2 separate regions of the Homo sapiens genome follow, and region 1 is linked to region 2. A link is a loop called in an ENCODE intact Hi-C map of the cell type or tissue named here. Cell type or tissue: sigmoid colon. All regions are shown on one strand.

Region 1 (8,000 bases), 120 kb after region 2:
TCATCCCACTAAGGCTGATCTGGGTGTCCAAGACTTTAGTCCACCAGACCCCAGGGTGGGCCACACTCTGAATGCATAGCGGACTTCCTCACCTTATGCCTCTGGGCAAGCTGGGGCCTCCCATCCTCTTTCCATTCCTACTTACTTGGTTTACTCTGACCATTCTTCCAGGCCCGTCTCAAATGTTACCTCTCCCAGGAAGCATTCCTAACTCTGTCCAAGCATCTTCAGTGGACAGATGAGCTCTGAGACTCCTAGAGGGCCTTCTTGAGACTGGGAAGTGAGGGTGTCCTGGCTCCAGGCAGGCAGCTCCCAGGCTGGGAAGAGGGGGACATGGAGTTGCAGGCTTGGGCTTGGCTTCTGGCTGGGTGGCTGCTGGCAAGCCCCTTCTCCTGTCTGAGCATCAGCTCTGTCCTCCATGAAGTGACGTGGCCCTGGTGGTGACTTGGGGACTAAAGCGTGAAGTCAGCAGCAGCCCAGACAGACTTCTTAGAGCCTTTGCACCTACCTGGGTAAGTTTAGTGCTCGGCCTGCAGAGGGCGCTCCAGAGGGACAGAACCCCAGAAGCCCTTCCCTGATGCTACTCCATCAGCAACAGGAGAGGCCGGCCATCTACTCGCCACCTCCCCATCGTGCACTGAAACCAACCTGGCCTACTGTGTGCTATCATAAGAATCTATGTGAATCATAAGAATTCATCATAGCTACTGTTTACTGAACTTTCCAGTGTGCCAACACTTACAAAACCCACTATATAATACATATCATCACAATTAATCATCCCAGTGGGAAGGCACTTAGTATTATTCCCATTTTATAGATGAGGAGCCTGAGGAAGTGAGGAGACTCAGGAGGTGAAGTGGCTTGCTCAAGGTCATTTGAGTCTAGATCTCCCTGCTACATGGCCTGCATTCTTATCCACTATCCCAGCACATATGATCCCAGGTAGAATTTTCATAGGATGCAGCTTATTATTACCTTTAGTTTTCAGATGGGTAAACTGAGGTATCTTGTCCATCTAGCAAGAAAGGAGCTGGGATCTGAACCTAGGTCAGCCTGAGTTCTTGGCCTCAGCACGAAACCTCAATTTGGATTTTCTTGTCAGAACCAAAGAGTCCCCCAGAACAGGTCCTGGGGATCGACCTCAGGGCCTGAGTCTAGGGGCAGCAGGAGAAGTTCCTCCATCCCTCAGCCTGGTCCCAGCCTCTAGGAGCACGATCTCTGGGAGCTTGCCAGGAGGAGCCGGCCGTTAACGCAGTGTGCTGGGTGGTGAGGTGAGCAATGACTCAGGGTGGGAGGCCCTGAGCGGGGAAGGCACACAGTGGAGACAGTACTTGCCTGGTCACACCAATCCTGGGGTCCCCTAGGAGGAGGAGGTTTGGGTGAGGCAGGGCTGAGTCATGGCAGTGAGGTCAGACAGGGAGCTGGGGTGGCCCAATGATCTCACACCTTCATCTGGGCCTGTCAAGGGGCTGTGGGCCCAGGTGGGCCTGGTGGGCCCAACCTGGCAGAACAGGCACACCCCCTCCTTGGTTGTCCATAGCCAGGGGGTATCTGTGAGACCAGAGGGTCTCCCTTTAGGCTTTCTAAGGCCTCTGTTGCTGGAGCCCCTAAACCCTGCCAGATTGGGGAGGCAGCTGGTATAGGAGGCAGAGTGGGGAAAAAGGGACAGAATCTCACTCTGCCCCTTAGGATGTGTGCCCTGGGCAGCAATCACAGCTCCTTGAGCTTTGGCTTCCACTCTGTCCCATGGGTTCATGTGAGCATCTCAGAAGCTGATGGTCTTGTCCAAGCCCTGGCACATAGCTGAAGCTTGGGAGAGGCAGGTGGAAGAGGGGATGGCCATCACCAGCCAGGAGCCCACCAGAGAATGGGGGGCTGTAGCAGACTGACCTCGACCACCCTGGCCCAGTGCCACACCCCAGTGTCCTGGCCACTGCCTGTGTGGCCTTGGGTGAGAGCCTTCCAATCACCGGGCCTCAGTTTCCCAATGTATCAAATAAAAATAATAGCCTCAGACTCTCAATAGGAGATAGGGGATGATGTCGCAGGGTTCCTGAGAGTTCCCACCAACCCTGTGTACCAGATATGGTGGGGGTGGGGCGGGGGCGAAGAGAGCCAGAGCCAGAGCCATTCCTCTGGGGCCCAGATGCAGTGGGTGAGCCCCGGCCATGCCACTTGGAAGTTAAGCCTGGGAGCCTTGGGAGTCAACCGCTTGCCCCCCACCCGGCACTCCCCAAGGCTGATCCAGAGAGGCTGAGGGTGTCCAAGGTCACACAACAGCCAGCTGATGTCCACCACCTAAGGGGAGGGGGCCTTTATCTCCCCAGATAAGAGGGCCTGAGTGGGCTGGGAAGGCCTCGTGGCCTCAGATATGGGTGGAACCTGGGGGTGGGGAGTGGAGGGCCAGAGCCTGGCTGACCCATAACCATAAGGCAACCGCTTCTCCTGGTACCTCCTCGGCCTGCGTCAGCGAGGGGCTGTGGATGCTTCTGAGTTCATTGCCTGCCACCCAGCCTTGGAACCCAGGCCTCAGGCACAAGGGAGGTCTGTAATAATGACCCGGTGAGAATGACAGCTGTGTGGGGAGCTGTGCCCACGTGCCAAGCACTCTTCTTGCCTTCATTCATCTGGTCCTCCAAACAGCCCTAGGAAGAGGGCAGGGCCTGGGAGTGAGCTTCAGAGAGGCTGCATAAGCCGCCCAAGGTCACACAGCCAGGGGTAAAGAAGAAGGGTCTTCAGCTCCACGGCTATGCTTTCTGCCATCATGCAGCAAACATGCCAAGCCCACTCTGTGTCAGGCCCAGGGCTGGGGCTGTGGATCTCTGGCCCAGCTGGGATTTGGGGAAAGGTACCCCAAAGGCATCACTATTTGCCTGGGAGAGGGAGCTGGGAGTGTGTAGGGCCTTTCCGTGCTTGGCTCTTTGTTGGCCAAAAGGGAGGGACAAATATGGACCTGCAGAACCCCGGAGGAATGAGGGATGCCTCTGCCTGGAGACTCGGGAGGGCATTCTAGCCAAAGAGACTTTGAGCGAGGCTGTGGAGGTGGAGCGCGCATTCCTGGTAGAGGGATGGCCCAGGCAAAGGCCGGTAGGCCTGAAAGGGCATGAAGTACCCCAGGATAGGGAGTGAACAGCCTGAGGGATTCCGTGGTAAGAGAGGAGGTTGAGGCCAGACCACAAGGATCTTGAATACCAAGCGGAGGACCTGACCTTTTCCTGAGTTCAAAGTGGAGTCAGAGGAAAAGGTGAGGGTGGGGGCAGTGGCCTTGCATCTGTTCTGTTGAGGCCTAGGCCAGGTGGTCTCCAGCCAGTGGGCGTGGGGTGGGTTCCTTTGGACTCTCAGAAGGGCCCCAGGTGGGTGACGCCACAGCCCAGTCTGTCTTGGCATCTGAGAACAAGGCCATCTGCTGGCTGCCTCATTCCTGCAAACTCAGGGTCAGAGGACCTCTGATGAGCCCAGCACCCCACAGCTCCAAAGAACTCCACGGTCTCTGAAACCAGGCTGCAAGGGCGAAAGGGGAAAGGCTGGCAGAGACATCCTGGGCAGGGCCCCTCCCACTACCTCATTTTCCAGCTCTGACAAGTGCTTACCCTGTGGGGGACAGGCAGCTCACAGCTCGGAAGTCGCCTGGCTGCCCTAAGGAGGCCCATCCCAGTATGGCCCTGCCCGGCGGGGCTTAGCTCGCCCTTCTCTATACTTTGGTGTTGCCCGTATCACCGGAGGGTGCTGGGGACGCAGGTTTGTTAAACCCTTTCCCTCTTCCTTCCACCAGACAGTAATACTTGGATCCTCACTTGTGATTTTCCCAACAACCCCTGGGGGGCCCCCTTCTGCCGGCACCTACTTGATGGGTAAGAGAATGGAGGCTTAGAAAGGGACGCATCCCGGAGCCCCACGGACCAGTCTCAACCACCAAAGGGCAGGGAGCCTGGAACCCTGCGGGCCACAGGCTGCGCAGCTCACTTGAGGGGACACATGTAGATTCTGAAACCTTACAGCCCGGGTTCAAATCCTTGCTCTGCAGCTGACTAGCACCTCACCTCAAGCAAGTCAGTGTCCATGTCTCATTCCCTGCCTGGAACCGCCTTGTGCCTCAGTTTCCACATCTAAAATGGTGATGCTAATAGCACCTTCCTCGGGGTAGGTGTGCGACTTAGGTGAGATAACTCATACCAAGTCCTTACAGCCGTGCCTGGCAAATGCCCCCTCGGCAGATGGAGAAAATGAGGCTGAAAGAGAAGAGGGGCCCCCCGGCAGGGATTCGCCCCCCGCCACGGGCCCCACGGCCGGGCGGTTCCTGCAGCTGCCTCTCCCTCTCCGACGTGTTTGGGAAATCCTCGGGCTGGGGGCCCGAGCGCGAGCAGCCGCGGCGGACCTGCAGGCGGCGGCGCTCGGCCCGCCCTCGCCTCCCGACCAATTTTGGGCAAAGCAGGGGCGGCGGCGCGCTACGTGCCGGCCATGAGTCAGCGCGCAGGAATGCGCAGGACGCTTTGTTCCCTGCGCGGCGGACGAACGTGCTGGGACCGGGGCGCGGCGGGGCCTGACACGACCGCACGGGCAGTACGGCCACGTGCGCCCCCAACCCCACCTCCGAACCGCAGGGCCACCCGCGCCTCGCCTTCCCCTGGGGCCCGGACCCCTGCGGGGGCCCTGAAAGCCCAGCCCGGACTCCAGCAGTCCCCGGGGAGCTCCGGCACCCTCCCTAAGCCTCGGGCCGGGGGGGTCTGGTCTGAGTGGTCCTGGCCGCCCAAGCCCCTGGGTGGCTCGCAAAGAATCAGCAACTGCGGGGAGGGCTGCCCAGGAGGAGGGGGGGAGCTGCCCCAGAAAGACTGGTGGGAGGCACGGAGACCTCGAGCGGCCACAGCAAGACCTGACGCTGCCCTGGGGAGGCCGTGTGGGGCCCGTCACCCCTTCTCCACATGGAGGCTGGTGTGGGAAGGAAGCGGGGGCTGGGTCCCCCAAGTCCTGCCTCCAGCTTGCGGGGTGTTTCCCTGAAGCCACTCCCCTCTCTGGGCCTGGGCCTGTCCAGTGGGAAATGGGATGACCCTGGCAGTCTTGCTCTTCCCCAGAGTCCTGGGCTGTGTAACGAGGTCTCCAGCCCAAAAGTGCTTTGGAAAGGAGTGTAACCACCTTGAGAAGTCTTGGCAAACTCCAGATGGCCACGCAGAGGGCCTTTTGCGGGTGCCAGGCTATGTCTGGATCTGACCGGTAACGCTGAGTGCTGGGCATTGCTGCTGTGGAAATGCAGGTGCAGAGGGGGTGACGTCATCTGCCCCCAGCCACGGGAGGACTGGCAGGGCAGTTAGAGCCCCAGGGCAGTTTGACTGGGCACCCCTTCTCCTGGATGGGTGAAGACCCTTCTCCTGGGGAATGGCGGGGTGGCTCCCACAGCTGCTGGACGCTGCCGACCGTCAGCCCTGGCAGAGGGAGTGGGGAGTCTTGAGGCTCCACTGCGGGCTGCTCTGAGAGGGTGCGGAAGCTGCTGGAGTCGGGGTCCCTCCTGCCCTGTGTGGCCTTGGGCACCACTTGCCTTTTGGGTACTCCTGTGACTGCTCTATCTTCACAGGAGGAATTCCATTTTAGCTTCCCCATCCCTGGTGGGGGGCAGCGACTAAATGGCCAAGTCTGAGCTTAGGACGGGAGGTTCCTCGGAATGGGATTTTTTTTTTTTTTTTTTTTTTTTTTTAGAGACTGGGTCTCGCTCTGTCACCCAGGCTGCTGAAGTGCAGTGGTGCTATCATGAATCACGCAGCCTCTAACTCTTGGGCTCAAGCGATTGGATGGAATTTTTTAATGCTGTCTTCCTTCCCCCTCATCTGCAAGATCCCTAACACCAGGGCATAGCAGCCCACAGTTCTGCCCAGCAAACAGGGCTGGAGCATGGGGGTCCCAGCTGGCCTGGGGGCCCTTTGCAGGAAGCCACCTTTGTCACCCTTGGCCTCAGGGACTCCGCAATTGAGCAGGTCCTCACTGGGGTCCTTGCCAGCCCCTGGGACTCAGTGTATTCTGGAACTCTCTGGCTTCTGTCCCTCTTAGGCCACATGTTCTATATGGGGGACATGGATGTCCTCTAAAGAGGATGACCTGTCTTTACACCAGGTCCTATCTTTCATGGCCTTGTTCATACCTTCATGTCTGTCCTCTCTTGGTACCCTGACCTGGTCTCCACCCAGCCTCAGCTGGCCCCCTGTGACTGGCACTGGTAGAAGAGGCTGAAGCCCCCCCGCCCCTCCCTCCCCGTAACCATTGGCTCTGCCTGACTCCTCCCTGTGTGGTGGTCTTACCCATAGATAGCATGGCTGCACCTTGGGCAAGGTTGATGCTGTAGGGGATGGGGAGGCTGCTCTCCTGTCTGGGGCCAGAGGTCCCTGCATTTGGGAGAGTGTCTTTCATTCTGCCAGCAATACCGAGGCCTCATTTGCAAACCTCTCTGCCAGGGTGTGAAATGTGCATGGAGGCAGAGACCACACAGCACAGTGGTTAGCTGCTGGGCTCTGAAGTCAGCCAGCTCTGGGACAACACTTCTCTGCACCTCAGATTCTGCATCCATAATTGGGGGGCCAGCTCCCCTTTGTGAGCATCCAGGGAGTCAGTAGATGCAAACATCTTAGAACACAGTGATGAGTCAGCGTGAGTCCCCGCAAGCCTGCACCTGGAGTGTTATAGTGACTTCCACATCATCTTTACCATCTCTCTTGACTGGAGTCAGTGACACCAGTCCTCCTCCTGTAAATCTCTGTGGTCATAGATTCTTCTGATTTCCCAGCAAGGAAGACTGCTCGGTGTGGCCCCTAACATCTCGCACTGTAGCCTAGAGAGCGGCAGAGCCCTGCCACATAGCATGGCTGGGGAGGTAGAACCTGGCCTCTGCCCCCGGTACAGAATGGTCTCTGAGCCCTTTTGACCTCCAAGTCTCAGAGACTCTGAGGACACAGGGTGACAGGAGAGACTGGAGCAAGCAAGTATCTGCACGTGCCCCACCCCCTGCAACTACACAATTCCTGGCACTCACGGGCCCCGCCTTGGCCTGGCACGCCTGCTTGGGTTTCTGCCCGTGTGGTTTCCCCTTGGCCTTTCTATCACGTCCGCTGGCAGAGCATCCCCAGCTGTCTGCATTCCTGTGCCATGAGGACGGCCACCTTGGGGCCAGGCCTGGCTAGGACGCCCCCTGAGAGTGGAAGCGTGTGTGCTGGCCAGGATGTGCAGGGACATAGCTTCAGGCACCTGCTTCTCCATGCTTGTGCATGGCTGTGCCCGTGTGTCCGTGTGTGCATAGGTCTGTGCATGCATTGGCAGGTATGCACAGAGTGGACACAGACAGCTGTGTGGATACACATGAGTGCCATGCAGTGGAGGCCTATGTGGGAGGAAACATACAAGCTCCTGGGGGCCCCACGGGCCTGTGAGTGGGGACCTGCACTCATGCATGATGGTGAGGCACGCATGTTTCCCATACCTGAGGGCCCTTGCATATGTGAGGGTCATGTACCCAGGTGTGGCCCTTCTCAGGTCAAGCTCACAGCCACAGGAGGAAGTTGGAGGAATTGAAAGAAGGGGGTCAGGATGAAATCAAACGCAGAGAACCCATTTGCCCAGCAGAGCTGGAAGCTTCCCACATATTCCCCTATTTACTCTCATACCAATCCCTGGAGGGATAAATGCGGGAGAAATGGCCCTCTCTGAGCCTCTCTGTTTGAAGTTAGGGTTAGGGTTATGGCTATTTGAGGCTCAAAGAGGGACCAGTCACTTGCCCAAGGTCACACAGCCTGTAAGTGGTGGAGCCCCTGCCAACTGTGTGTCTACCTGACTCTAGAAGCTGTCAGTCAGGGAAGGGAGGCAGAGGAGCTGCTGCCAGGGCCTGAGAACAGCAGAGACCTGTCCACTGTGTAGCCCAGGGCCCAGCAGGTCCTTTGGAAGATGAGAGCCTCTGAGTGGCCTACCCAGGCTACGTGCACCCTGGACCCCAGCTGCTACAGCTGGTTACTATTCTAATAAAC
Region 2 (8,000 bases):
CCCTGGGTTATCCAAGTCTCTCTGGGGAGCAGGGTGGGGGGCTGGGGAGGGCAGGCAGCTGCATTGTGCACCGTGGGACCTCTCCTTCACCCCCAATGGATGCCCTACTCCTCTCCCTGGCACCCCTCAGTGGGTCAGACTGCTTCGGACATTCTCACCCCACTGCCTGCTTCTCATCCTGCCTGTGTCTTCTTTCTGCCCAGTTTGGAAAAGCCCCTATTATGTGTCAGCCACTCTGCCCAGTCTTATTTAATCTCCCTACAACACAGTATTACTCCTCCTTGCACATACACACTTTCTCTTATTCATTCATCCATTCATTCATTTGACAAACATTTAAGTGTCTAGTATGTACCAAACACATGAGGTACAGTTTTAAAAAGGATAAAAATCACTGCCCTCATGAAACTTATATTCTAATATAAAGATAGGATAAATAATGTATTAATTTAGAATGTGAAAATGCTTTAGAAAAACATAGAGCAGGATCAGGGGGCCAAGAAATTCCAGGGAAGAGGAACAGTTTTTAAGAGAGGTCAGGATGGGCCCCGTTCCAAGAGATGGCATCTGAACAAAGACTGGAAGGAGAGGAGCGATCTCTGTGGATATCTGGGGGCAGGCGGGACCATGCCTGGCAGGTTTGAGGATGGGAGGGAGGGATGGAGCGGGGTACCTGCATGGTCACTGTGGGTCTTGTGGGCCATGGCAAGGCCTTTGTTCCTCACTGTGAGTGAGATGGAGGGTGTCGGAGGGATCTGGGCAGGAATGGACGTGATCTCGGTTATTTGAAGGGTCACTCTGGCTGCTGCGTGGAGTGCTATAAGGAGGTGAGGGAGGGAGCAGGGAGCCATTTGAGGAATGGAGCTTGAAAACATCTTGCCCCAGGGTCATAGCACTCACAGGTGATGGGGCTGAAACGGGGAATCCAGTTCGAACGCTACAGCTGATGTACTTTGCCCTACTCTAGCCTCCTCCCTGGTGGGGGAATCCCTGGGGGCTGGGCTCCCTGGCCCAGGTTCTGAAGGAGAACGGGGTAGGCATGAGATATAACCCACTGTCCTTTCCCTCTGCCCCCAGATGGTCTCCCTCGGGCCCTGAATCAGGTATGTCCTGACTCCCCTAGCAACATGCTCCAGGTCTGGATGTAGGTGTGGGAGGCATGAGGCCCCAGAAGCTGGGCCCAGCTCTGGGCACCTGGGGAGCCCGGGCATGCCAGGGCTGTGGCTGTGGTGGTGGGTTGCTAGGCGACTCTAAGAGGGAGCCCTGGTTACTGCTGCCTGGCAGAGGCATCTCCCTCCTCTGCCTCTTTCACCTCCTCCATGGCCTCTGGCCTCCCAGGAGGCCTTGTGGTGTGAGCCAGAGCTGTGATCAGTGCTTGCCACTGGATCTGGCAGGGAGCTCTGATTGGTACCAGGTGGCTGGGCCCTGAGGAGCCAGACTGGGCTGCAGGGCCTGAGCTTCTCTCATGGGGCACAGCCCTGGAGCATACCTGGTTCAGAGCCCAGCTCAGCAGTCAGAGGCCTAGGTCATCGCTCAGCTCTGAGCCACCTTGTCTGACCCTGAGCAAGGCATGGCATCCCTCTGTGCCTCAAAGACCCCATCCATCTGGCCTGCAGAATCCTCCCCAGGAGCTTCATTTTCTGTGAAAAAGGGTGCTGAGTGCACAGGGATCCAGGTACTCCTGTCCCCACCACCATTGGCTTGAGTGTGTAACGCTTAAGTTTTGCACTAAATCTCATTTACAGAAAGAGTTCCCCTATTTAAGAAAAATGTTTGAAAACCTCTGGACTGAATGATTCTAAGGATTTTCATTGTCAAACTGAAAAGGTTCCCAGAGTACAACTTGCCCATCTCCTTAGTTTATAGTTCAGGACACTGAGGCCCCCAAAGAAGGAGAAACTTCATCTAGGTCAGGCTTGGTAGAGTGGGAGGAACACGGGGCTGGGGGTCGGGAGGCCTGGGCTCACATCCCTGCTCTGCCACCAGGTCTCGGACAGCCTTGGGCAAGTCCTTTCTTCCCCATGGGTTGGGCCAGCCATGGTTTCAGGCTGAGGCCTGAGCTCCAGGGGTACCTGGCTGGATATGGGACAGAGCAGGGAAGGATGCAAACCTTCAGAGGCCTGGAGCTTGTCTTGGCGGTAATTCTAAAACATGTGAATAATGTGTATAAAGAAAATGTGGGTGGATTATGAAGTCTATGCAAAATTTCCTTGAAGTCTAAAAAGGAAGCTTAGACTTGCAGGAAATTTTGACCTGTGCAACATGCCCCCAGACTTCCCCTGCTGCCAGCTTCTAGGGATGGTTTACATGGAAAGTTTGAGGAGCACTGGAATACTGGCTTCCTAAGATTCTTTGGGATTCTCAGACCTGTTTCTGTCTTCCATGGCAGAATGTGATATCCTTTAGACTTAGAATAAGACCAACCTGTAATCCCAGCACTTTGGGAGGCCGAGGCGGGTGGATCATCTGAGGTCAGGAGTTCAAGACCAGTCTGGTCAACGTGGTGAAACCCCATCTCTACTAAAAATACAAAAATTAGCTGGGTGGCAGTGGCACGCACCTGTAATTCCAGCTACTTGGGAGGCTGAGGCAGGAGAATCACTTGAGCCTGGGAGGCGGAGGTTGCAGTGAGCTGAGATCGTGCCACTGTACTCCAGTCTGGGCTAGAGTGAAACCCTGTCTCAACAAAACAAAACAAAACAAAACAAAACAAAACAAAACACCAACCTGAAATCAATACATGGCACAGCACTTAAGCTGTGTGACCCTGGTAACTCACTTAACATCTCTGAGCCTCACTCTCCGGTTATGAGATAGGGATCACAATCCCTGACTTGTGTGGAGTTCATCTAATGATTACATTTGATAAAGTACTTAGAGTGCCCAGGGCTGAATGGGCAAGCGCTTGCTAGGTGCTGGTACCTGGTACTGTCCTTCCTCCAGGACATAATGACATTGATAAAGAGGTGTTGCCTGAGTGACCTCCAGCTGGAGAAATGGGGAGGTGGGAGGTGGAGCCTCTTGTAAGCCAGACAGTCCTATGGGGGAGGAGAACTGAGGCCTCCTAGGAGGCTGAACACAGGTGTTGGGGAGGGGCTGGGGAGCCAGGTGCAGGGGTGGGAACAGGAAGGGGGTATCTACTTGAGGGAGCACTGCTCCCTGGGGGCCCAGCTCCCCTCCCCTCAGGGTCTCCAGAGAACCAGGCAGGGCAAGGCTGGCAAGTCCCAGCTGTTGCCTTCAAAGGCCAGAAAGTGCCAGAGACAGGGAGCCTGGGGCCCTGAGGAGTCAGATCAGTGCCTGGAGCTGGGGGTGAGGGGTGGGAGGGTACCCTGGGCAGCAGGAAGGACCCCTCCTCCAGGAGACTGGTGGGAAGGAGGCAGGAGGGAGAGCCTCACAGAGCAGTGGCTGTGAGTGTGGCTGGGTGGATTCACAGGTTAAGAGCAGGTCCATGAGCTGGGCAGAGCTGGAGTGGTACCGGGCATCGTTGCCTAGCTGTGGGGCCACGGGAAGTTACATCATGCCTCTGGGCCTCCGGTCCCTAGTGTATGAAATTGGAGAATGCCAGCTTCCCAGAGTTGTTGGTGCCCAGCACAGTTGCACACAAGGCATGATGTTAAAGAGATGGAAACAGCAGGTCTGTTGGGGGACCGAAGGGGTGAGAGCTTCTGGCCAGAGTGAGGATATAACCAACGTTTATAAGCACCTGGTGTGCAAATACTTATTCATGCACATGTAATGATCTTACAGCCTTAAGAGGTAGTTACTGAATGTAGCCCACTTTTTCAGAGTAGTTCACTGAGGCTCACAAGAAACTGAGTAAACACCCCATGGTCACATAGCTAGGCAGCCAAAGAGCCAGGCATCCTGTCCCACCCTCTGATACCCAAGCCCCTGCTGTTTCCATAGCAGTACCTGGACCAGGAAGTTGAGGCCACCAGGTGGGAGGCCCCAGAGGTGGGGTGCCGCAGGCCCAGCAGAAGTTCTACTCCAGATTCCAGTGGGGCCAGTGGACTTCCTGCCTTCCTCTGTCCTCAGAACAGGCCTGGCAAAAGCAGGCAGTGACATGGGGAGCACTGGAGACTGGCACAGCAGAATTAAAAAGAGGATGTATGGAGAGATGGCAGAGGTGAAGCCCAGGGAGGAACCGAGGGACAGCAGAAAAGGCCACCTTGGGCAAGCCATTCCTCTCTCTGAGCCTAGGTCTTCTGGCGTGTGAATGGGGACTTTGCCACACACTGTGGGGATTTTGAGAAGGCTCCAACAGCAAGGGGCTTGGAGGGCAGGCAGGTGGGTCAGGAGAGGAGGGCAGGGTGCAGCCCAAAGGGCAGGCAGGAGAGCTGGGCTGGCCTGAAGGTGGGCACTGAAGAGGGTGAAGGCTGAGGTCTCTGTGGCAAAAGGATGTCTTTTGAGGGGCCTGCTGGAATCCAAACCCTCTGTGGAGTTCACAGCAGCTAAGAGGAGTTGGGGTGATACCTCCGAAAAGTCTCAGGCCTGGACCCACCTTGGGGACCCCAGCCTACTCTGTTTCCCCTGGCCAGGCCCTCCCAGCAAAGGGTTAACAGTCTTCTCTACCTGCAGTTGCATTTTAAAGACACGAAATTAAAGCAGGTAATTTATTCTCCCCACACACGAAAGAGCAATTAGTTCTAAACAGGGCTTAATCAGTCACCGCGAGATTGATTTCTGGAGCCCTGGGTTTTCGGGCTCCTGGCGCCACGCCAGGCTGGAGAGGGAGGGGGGCGGACAAATGAGCCGCGGCGGCATAAGCCCTTACGTAATCTGCTGGGGGCCCTGGCAGCCTGGTTAGCCCCGCGTGGGGCTTGGCTGAGCTGGGGAGACGGGGTCCTGCTCCCTGCTGCAGGCCCCCCGCAGGCTCAGAGTAGCCCACAGGGTTGGCCATGCCCCCAGGGAAAGGCTAGGCCCAAAGCTGTGGCCTCACCCTCTGGGCAGTCTCTGTGTGGGAGTGGGGAGGGATGGGGGGTGCAGTTCTGGGGCAGAGGGTGGGTACTCTGGGTTTGTCCAACCCGGTACTTACACCTGTCCCCTCCCTCTCCCAACCCCCTTACCTCATCCTCATCCCTATCTCCCTCCTCCTCCTACACTCTCTTATCCTCCCCCTCTTCTTTCCATCACGTCCCCTCTCTCCCCATGGCCTCCTCACCCCCCGACTCCCACCCGCGTCCTTGTCTCTGGCCACAGAACTCCATCCGGCACAACCTGTCGCTGCACACCCGTTTCATCCGCGTGCAGAACGAGGGCACCGGCAAGAGTTCGTGGTGGATGCTGAACCCCGAGGGCGGAAAGACAGGGAAGACCCCGCGGCGCAGGGCCGTGTCCATGGACAACGGGGCCAAGTTCCTGCGCATCAAGGGCAAGGCGAGCAAGAAGAAGCAGCTGCAGGCGCCCGAGCGAAGCCCGGACGACAGCTCCCCGAGTGCGCCCGCCCCGGGGCCGGTGCCTGCCGCAGCCAAGTGGGCCGCCAGCCCCGCCTCGCACGCCAGCGACGACTACGAGGCTTGGGCCGACTTCCGCGGCGGCGGGAGACCCCTGCTCGGGGAGGCGGCCGAGCTGGAGGACGACGAGGCCCTGGAGGCCCTGGCGCCATCATCGCCGCTCATGTACCCAAGCCCCGCCAGCGCGCTGTCGCCGGCGCTGGGCTCGCGCTGTCCGGGTGAGCTGCCCCGCCTGGCCGAGCTGGGAGGCCCGCTGGGCCTGCACGGCGGCGGCGGCGCGGGGCTGCCCGAGGGCCTGCTGGACGGCGCGCAGGACGCGTACGGGCCGCGGGCCCGCGCCCAGGCCCGGCCCGGTGCTGGGTGCGCCGGGGGAGCTGGCGCTGGCGGGCGCAGCCGCCGCCTACCCCGGCAAAGGGGCGGCCCCGTACGCGCCGCCCGCGCCCTCGCGCAGTGCCTTAGCCCACCCCATCAGCCTTATGACGCTGCCCGGCGAGGCGGGCGCCGCGGGCCTGGCACCGCCGGGCCACGCCGCCGCCTTCGGGGGCCCGCCCGGCGGCCTCCTGCTGGACGCTCTGCCGGGGCCCTACGCTGCCGCCGCCGCCGGGCCGCTGGGCGCCGCGCCCGACCGCTTCCCGGCCGACCTGGACCTCGACATGTTCAGCGGGAGCCTCGAGTGCGACGTGGAGTCCATCATCCTCAACGACTTCATGGACAGCGACGAAATGGACTTCAACTTCGATTCGGCCCTGCCTCCGCCGCCGCCGGGCCTGGCCGGGGCCCCGCCCCCCAACCAGAGCTGGGTGCCGGGCTGAGGGCCGCCTCCCGCCTCCGGGCGCCCCGTCCCGTCCCCAGGGGGCCTCTGTCTTCCCATCCTGATTCCCGGGTCCCTGCCCCCGACTCTAGCTCCCCAGGAGGCGGCCCCAGCCCAGCTAGGGACCCCTCTCGGAGGCCGGCCGCCGGGGAAGGGGAGGGAGGGGCCGGGGCACCCCACTGCTCCTGCCCACACTCCTGAGATCCACCCCCTTCTCCTGGGCAGGAAGCCTGGGAGAGGAGGCTGAATTCCAGGCTGGCTGGGAGTAGGGAGGAGCGGGGTGGGCCGCCTGGTGTGGACGGTGGTCGGGGAAGCCAACTAGGAGATGGGCCAGGGAGCGTTTACAAATCTTCAGTTTCATTTGCGGAGGCCTAGCCGTGACCCCGCGCCCACCCCAAACACGGATCTGATTCCCACTTGACACACTTTCCCACTGGTCTTAGTCTCACCCACCCGAAGCCAGCAACCCTCTGCGGAAAACTCACACCTACCTATATCCATCCACCCTGAGCAGCCCTCCACCCCCAAATCGCCCTCCGACGACCGCCACCCCCACAGTTCAGTCTCCCCCTCCCATCCCTGCCGGCCCTCGCTTCTCCCCTCCCCCGTCGGAGTCAGTCCCTCTCTTCAACCGCCCCCACCCCCTAGTACTGGTCTCAGCTTCTGCAGCGGGCCTCAGCCCCGTCCACCCCCAACCCCGACGCCCCTTTCTCCGCGCCAGTTCTGGCCCTTCTCCCATATTTATAAGTGTCCGGCCGGGACGGGCGGTGGGCGCGGCGTCCCCGGCGCGTATCGTAGGCAGTGTACCGTGGCCGTGCCGTCAGAGTGTGCGTGTGCGTGTGTGCCGTGTCGAGGCTGTGTAGAGTGCATTGTACAGCATATTTTCATGAATAAAATTGTTTTAAATATTTCCCGCGCCTTGGGCTAGAGGAAGGGGAGTGGTGGCGGAGGATAATTGACAGGGAACTTGGGGCAGGGGGAGGGTTCATGTGCCTGAGTCACTATTGTGGCTTTTTGTCTGGGTACTCGTCAGCCTTTGCTAAACTAATGCTCCTCTGCCCGGCACATATTGGTTAAGCGCCTACTGAGTCCCCCGTGCTGAAGATGTGCTTCGTCGAGCTCTGCACCTGTTTCTGTGAACATGTGCATGCACGAAGTTTTGGCCCAGGAAAATGCGTCCTAAATAAGCCTCAGAGATTGGGAGAGGATGCACAAATATTTACTGAGAACCTTTAGTGCCAGGCTCTGTGTTGGGCACGATTTTTGTTCCCATTGTACAGATGAGAAAACAAGGTCAGAGAGAGAAAATGACTTGGGAAGGAGGGTAGAGATGGTGAAAAGAGATCCCTTTGAGGTGCACAGACTGCTGTTGGAATCCATTTTCTACAGTTTGCCAGCTGTGTGACCTCGGGCAAATTTTCAGCCTCTGAAGCCTTGTCTTCCTGGACTACACCATGGAATAGTAGCATCCATCTCATGAACTTCTGTCAGGCATGAGGAAAGGTATGGAAAGTGTTCAGCGCAGGTCCTGCACTCGTTCATTCCAGGAAGATTCGGTGAGCACCTGTTAAGTTCTTATACCAAGCATTGGGGCTGCCCTAGAGCCACACGGACACAGTCTCTACTCTTAAGGAACTTAGAGGCTCCTGGGGAGAACAGGCCAGCAAATAGGCGATTATAGATCAAAGCTGTGCTGATCGGAGGAGGAGCTGGGGGCTGTCGTGGGAATGAATGAT

Evidence for each region. Hi-C counts contacts between places; a loop is a spot of excess contacts. Peaks named below come from ENCODE experiments on the same cell type or tissue, not always from the same donor. Only the 100,000 strongest peaks of a DNase experiment are listed, where the experiment ranks them.
Region 1: it touches region 2 in a loop (2.3-fold over the local background); 2 of 110 quality-filtered maps call a loop at or near these places.

Annotation. Positions count from the first base shown.
Region 1 is chr1:41,491,926-41,499,925 of GRCh38, forward strand. No RefSeq gene overlaps it. Among named protein-coding and RNA genes, the nearest start is that of EDN2, 11 kb to the left of the region's middle. RefSeq lists enhancers at 2,106-2,636, 4,230-4,778 and silencers at 4,302-4,491, 4,632-4,681. In sigmoid colon, CTCF peaks have their summits at 527 (motif pointing right) and 4,442; DNase peaks (open chromatin) are centred at 3,850, 4,466, 5,265 and 7,072; H3K4me3 peaks cover 1,188 bases; H3K27ac peaks cover 789 bases.
Region 2 is chr1:41,376,417-41,384,416 of GRCh38, forward strand. It overlaps FOXO6 (forkhead box O6), which reads left to right. Exons shown (of 3, transcript NM_001291281.3): 2 at 5,200-5,792; 3 at 5,794-7,174. The coding sequence ends at 6,265. Among named protein-coding and RNA genes, the nearest start is that of FOXO6-AS1, 4.7 kb to the left of the region's middle. RefSeq lists a silencer at 5,821-5,870. In sigmoid colon, no CTCF peak of the experiment used is centred here; DNase peaks (open chromatin) are centred at 4,785, 5,915, 6,395, 6,922 and 4 weaker places; H3K4me3 peaks cover 3,062 bases; H3K27ac peaks cover 785 bases.